2 separate regions of the Homo sapiens genome follow, and region 1 is linked to region 2. The links are chromatin contacts, found by Hi-C or POLR2A ChIA-PET in ENCODE. All regions are on one chromosome and are shown on one strand. Each heading gives the region's core, a stretch centred on a gene start or an enhancer-like site at or near the end of the contact. The rest is flanking DNA. Distances are from core to core; before and after follow the strand shown. Region 1 overlaps PLEKHM2 (pleckstrin homology and RUN domain containing M2). Region 2 overlaps PRDM2 (PR/SET domain 2).

What was found. Hi-C counts contacts between places; a loop is a spot of excess contacts on that map. ChIA-PET counts read pairs that join two places held with the same protein, here RNA polymerase II (POLR2A). Pooled maps may share reads with other maps.
Region 1: a loop to region 2 is called in a pooled map, with 2.2 times the contacts of the local background. The contact joins two enhancer-like sites. A Hi-C loop is called at or near these places in 1 of 50 pooled maps. POLR2A ChIA-PET finds 5 or more read pairs at or near these places in 2 of 52 experiments (GM12878 and naive thymus-derived CD4-positive, alpha-beta T cell).

What each region holds. Positions count from the first base shown.
Region 1 is chr1:15,695,817-15,698,516 of GRCh38, forward strand. All of the region lies in intron 1 of PLEKHM2 (pleckstrin homology and RUN domain containing M2), which reads left to right. Among named protein-coding and RNA genes, the nearest start is that of PLEKHM2, 13 kb to the left of the region's middle. RefSeq lists enhancers at 1,180-1,229, 1,240-1,289, 1,300-1,359, 1,430-1,499. Within about 2 kb of position 1,260, at least 10 of the 41 ENCODE cell types and tissues checked have a DNase peak (open chromatin) inside an H3K27ac peak, as active enhancers do; they include GM12878, where a contact is called at or near this core.
Region 2 is chr1:13,753,421-13,756,298 of GRCh38, forward strand. All of the region lies in intron 6 of PRDM2 (PR/SET domain 2), which reads left to right. Among named protein-coding and RNA genes, the nearest start is that of PRDM2, 55 kb to the left of the region's middle. Within about 2 kb of position 1,544, at least 5 of the 41 ENCODE cell types and tissues checked have a DNase peak (open chromatin) inside an H3K27ac peak, as active enhancers do; they include GM12878, where a contact is called at or near this core.

The sequences.
Region 1 (2,700 bases), core at 10-2,509, 1.9 Mb after region 2:
TTTGAGACAGGGTCTTGCTCTGTCACCCAGGGTGGAGTGCAGTGGTGTGATCTCAGCTCACTGCAGCCTCGACCTCCCAGGATCAAGTAATCCTCCTACCTCAGCCCTCCTGAATAGCTGGTACTACAGGTGTGCACCACCACGTCCAACTAATTTTTTCTATATTTTTTTTTTTTTTTGTAGAGATGGAGTTTTGCCATGTCGCCTAGGCTGCTCTGAAACTTCTGGGCTCAAGCCATTCTCCACCTTGGCTTCCCAAAGTGCTGGGATTACAGGCATGAGCCACCACACCCACCCGATGCCTGTTTAACACATGAGGGAATGGAGTTTAGAGAAGTAAACTGCCAGAGGTTATTAAGCTCACAAGGAGCAGGGCTGGGATTCAAACCATTTTCTGGCTCTTGCTCTTTCCCATTTCTCTGACCCTTTTCCTTCTCCATGGTGTTGGTCTTGAAGTAACAGATAACACGTCCCCATGGGTCAAGTCTGGGGGCCAGTCCTCCATAAAACCACCTAACAAATATTTGTTTTTATTGTTTTGTTTTGTTTTGAGACGGAGTTTTGCTCTTCTTGCCCAGGCTTGGAATACAGTGGCACAATCTTGGCTCACTGCAACCTCCGTCTCCTGGGTTCAAGCAATTCTCCTGTCTCAGCCTCCCGAGTAGCTGGGATTATAGGCGCCCGCCACCACGCCCGGCTAATTTTTGTATTTTTAGTAGAGACGGGGTTTCATCATATTGGTCAGGCTGGTCTCGAACTCCTGACCTCAGGTGATCCGCCCGCCTCGGCCTCCCAAAGTGTTGGGATTACAGGCATGAGCCACCGCGCCTGGGCACAAATATTTGTTGAGTGAGTATTATGTGCTGAGCACTCTTCTCGTCATAGGAATCAACAGTGAGCAAATCCTACCAAGCTCCTTCCCCCGTGGGGCAGACATTCTGGAAGAGGAGACAGACATCAAACAAATTGCAGTGGGATAGGTGTACACCCCAAGTCCTCCCTAATGTCCTTTACTATCCATTATGGATTTGTAATCCAGGAAGGTCCATCATGCTTTCTAGCCTTGTATTTACGTTTTCAGCCTGTAGAATATCTGACTGTATTGCACGGGCCTTGGAATGGCAGCAAGGGTCCCCCCAGGATCCCCCAGCCTAACATTGTGATTTAGACAGTGACAGAGTGAGCATTTCCCTTGGCCATACTTGGGTTGTCTGGGTGGGGGAGGCACTCATGAGGTGGTGGTGTAGGCACAGGAGAGGAAAAGGGAAGTGAAAGATGAACACGCCAGCTGAAGCTTCTGTGCTTTGAAAGCCTGGTTAAAATGAGGCTTTGAAAAACTCCCTTCTCCTCCGCCAGTGCCACACACAACACTGAGCGTGCAGAGCTCAGAAAACCGAGCTCAGGGTCTCTGCCAGCTCCTGCTTCCGTCCCAGCAGTAGAAGAATGGAGTAGAATCGTGTGCACTCTGTTTTTCAGGCCATTGGCTGGCTTCTAGGTCTCTGGTGTTCGCTGAGGGGCCCCTTGGCAGAACCTCTTAGCAGTTTTCTCCCCACCTTAAGAGGAGTCCTCGGTCCCTCCGTAAGAAGTCAATCCCTGTGCTGAGTTCTCAGCCAGAGTAATCATAGTACCTTGAGGCTTGCACACTCCCCTTCCGGGAAGAGGAAGCATTTAGCTGCTTTTGGAAACCATGTTCTGTCAATTATGCTAGAGATCTGTGCCCAAGTAGGCTAGTCACTTTCAGCTGTCATTTTTCCTACACCACAAAGAAAGCACAGAAAAATGAAATCCACAGAAAAATGAAATGCACAGATAATTCAAGTACCTGCTTTTTTCCAGCTTTCCCCCTGCATGTCTTTCTTTTTCTTGAGACAGGGTCTCACTCTGTCACCCAGACTGGGATGCAGTGGTGCAATCACAGCTACTGCAGCCTCTGCCTACCAAGTAGCTGGGACTACAGGTGTATGCCACCATGCCCAGCTAATTTTTTTTTTTTGTACATTTAGTAGAGACAGGGTCTCGCCATGTTGCCCAGGCTGGTCACCCCCTGCATATCTTTCAATAGAGCTGCCAGTAAAGCAGAGAGTCTACCAACTCTCCAGCAGAAGGACTAATGAGCAGTAATTTCGGAGGTGGGCAAAGAAACCTGTGCAATTAGCTGCTGTATTTAGTGGCAAATGAATGGTTAAGAAGCATTGATTTCACCAAACTTGCTTAAAGATCGATGCAGTCCCATGGTGGATAAACCCTTTATGACAGCTCTACACGTTGGGGGACTTTACCAGACCCAGGTTGCCACCCAGTCTGGGCACACGCCCTTCCTGGCTAGGGGCATTGACTGCCCTTCTAAGACATCGCTGAAGGACAGCATTTTTCTTTTTAATATTATTTTTATTTTTTATTTTTTATTTTTAGAGACAGGGTCTTGCTCTGTCACCCAGGCTGCAGTACACAACCATAACTCCCTGCAACCTCAAGCTCCTGGGCTAAAGCAATCCTCCCGCCTCATCATCCCAAGTAGTTGGGACTATAGGTGTGTGCCACCAGGCCTGGCTAATTTTTTAGTATTTTGTAGGGACAGGGGTCTTGCTATGTTGCCCTGGCTGGTCTTGAACTCCTGGGCTCAAGCGAACTTCCTGCCTTGGGCTCCCAAAATGCTGGGATTATAGGTGTGAGCCACCACTCCCAGCCAACAGCATTTTT
Region 2 (2,878 bases), core at 294-2,793:
AATTATAATCAGCTTAGCAAAGTAATATTTTATCTGTCTCTACGATCAGAATTGTTTAAATTAAAAACCTTGGTACTGTGACGACACTCAAGTTTTTTGAAATTGTACATATTTGAAATTCTTCTCTAAAGGTGCGAAATAACAAGCCTTTAGAAACTTAAAATATAGGGAGGTAAGACAGCCACATGCAAAGATAACTCAGTCTAAGGTAGTCTAAAAAAAGTGCAACACGGATGGTATAGGCAGTAAGGACTATTGACCCTCCCTAAGAGAAGGAAAAAGGGATGCTGAGCTGGGCTGGGCTGGCTAGGGAGCCTTTATGTAGAAAGAGTGGCAGGATGGGGATGTTTCAGAAGAGAGAGAGGAAGGAGGAGGACATCAAGAGGAACCTTGGGGACTGAGAAGTTGTGACTGTGTGGATGGTCTTCCCTTCTGTTACTTAACAAGTATTCCTTGCATCTGTGTCAGGCACTATTCTGGGTGCTGGAGTTTCAGCAAAGAACTAAAATGACAAGGGTCCCTGTTCACATGGAATCACATTCTGGAGAGTGGGGAGTACAGGCCAACAGATGAAGTAGGTAAACCTTGTCATGTCAGTAGTGTTTTGCAGGGTGGGTGGAGGAGGTATGGCCTGACTGTAGGTGGGAGATCAGGGGTGACCATTCTGAGGTTGTGACATAAGTGACACAGGAAGTTCTAGGGGCTGAGGTCTCCAGGAAGAGGGACCTAGTTCTATTAGCAGTTCTACTCATGTAGAAACCTACATGAGTATTTTTGGATTATGAAACTCAGTTCTGCAAATGGACATATATTGGCCCTTTTTCTGCCAGGCGCTGCACCAAGTGGCTGGGTTGGTTGGTGGGGGAGATGAGAGAGATGACTACAGCAGGCAGCATCCTCCTCCAGTGCGGAGTCTCCAGTCCGTTTCATGACAGCCACGCACAGGTCAGACTTAGTGGGTGTTCTGGTTGATGTGGGAGAGAAGGAAAAGGACACTTTCCAAAATTGGATAACTTGTCCAAGATCACCCTACCAATGAGTGTCACAGTCAGAATTTGAACCAGTTTTCCCATGCCTTTTCTTCTACATAATGTGGAGCTTTTTGTCCACTCCTACATGCAGTTGACAACAACAGAAGTGACAGCATTGGTTCCATTTAAAGTTGAACTTAGAGAATACATTTAATAAAAGCAGAGAGTGGACGGGCTTCCGTGGAGTTTGATCTCCTAACCTTTCGTAGCAGCCAGCAGCTCTGTTTCAGGCTCTAAGCTGAATGACAGAGGCCTGGCTGTGGTGTCTGAGGATGATGGTAGATGGGCCCTATGCCTACTGGGTGCCTGGTGGGCAGGTCCTGTGCCCACTGACTTATAGGGCACTGGCCTGTGGTTCCTGTTTGCAGGTGCTGGAGCAGGATGTGGAGTGCTTGGACATGGCAGTATTCCTGTGTCTGGCTTTTTGCTGGCAAGCTTGTGGCATGAGACACAAATGAGCTGTTTCTGGGTTGGTCAGTCTTGGAGGGGCCTGTCTCTGCTGTAGCTTTCTGGCTGCCTCCTAGCTGAGGGTGCCTTTGCTGAGCATTGAATGTCCCGTCTCTGGTGGTTGCCTGCCAGGATGAACTCTGCTGCTGTTATGGTGGCGGTCTGTTTTTAAAAGCTCAGTACGGTTTTAATTAGTAGTTTTTCAACAGTAGGAGTTCGGGAATTATAAAAAATTTGCAGTTCTGCTGCTGCTACTGAATTGCTCCAAATTTAGATGAAAATGTTGGTCAGTATTTTCGTTTTGTGCCTTTGATTCTTATGTCTATCCTTGTTTACAGGGAAATTATGTGGATTAACGTAAATTTTTCAAAGCATTTTGCAAATTTTTTAGCTGTATTTTAGTGGGTGGATTTGCAAAAATCCTAACATATGCCATGATTAAAAAGTTTTAAATATCATAATTGAGTGTATTGGGAACCATGCTGTGCCCTATTTTTAGGTGGTTATTTTGGTTCTCTTGTCCATATGTAAATTGGAAGGTAAGACTTGCCTAATACAGAAATAAAGTTCGATTATGATTAAATTTTCTAAACTATATAAAAGAGGTAACAAGATCCTTATAGTTAGTTCAAAATACTTTAGTTGATTTTTACAAATCCACTTATAATTTGAAAGTAAAAAACCTAATTTCCTGTGTTTTCCTTAAATATGAACACTAGGTTATTTTTCTAAATGATGAATTTTTATTGTTTTTTTTTAAACTCGTTCAGTGTTTTTTTTTCCCTAGACAATTTCATGTTCCAGTTTACAGATAGCTGTTACGACATTCAAACCTAATGTTCGTGGGAGCATTATAGAGAGGAGGGTGTAGTTATTTTATTTTTCAATAAAATAACTTTTAAAGTTTATTTATTTTGTAGAGACAGGGTCTTTCTGTGTTGCCCAGGTTGGACTCGAACTCCTGAGCTCAAGCTGTCTCCCTGCCTTAGCCTCCCTAATAGCTGGTATTACAGGCTTGTACAGGGTGTAGCTTTGTATTTAAAGTTGCCTCTAAAGAATTGAGGAATTGGAGGCTGGGCGCAATGGCTCACACCTGTAATCCCAGCGCTTTGGGAGGCTGAGGCGGGTGGATCACAAGGTCAGGAGATCGAGACCATCCTGGCTAACATGGTGAAACCCTGTCTCTTCTAAAAAAAAAAAAAAAATACAAAAAAATTAGCTGGGCGTGGTGGCGGGCGCCTGTAGTCCCAGCTACTCCGGAGGCTGAGGCAGGAGAATGGCGTGAACCCGGGAGGCAGAGCTTGTAGTGAGCCGAGATTGCGCCACAGCACTCCAGCCTGGGCAACAGAGCGAGACTCCTTCTCAAAAAAAAAAAAAAAAAGAATTGAGGGCTTGGATAA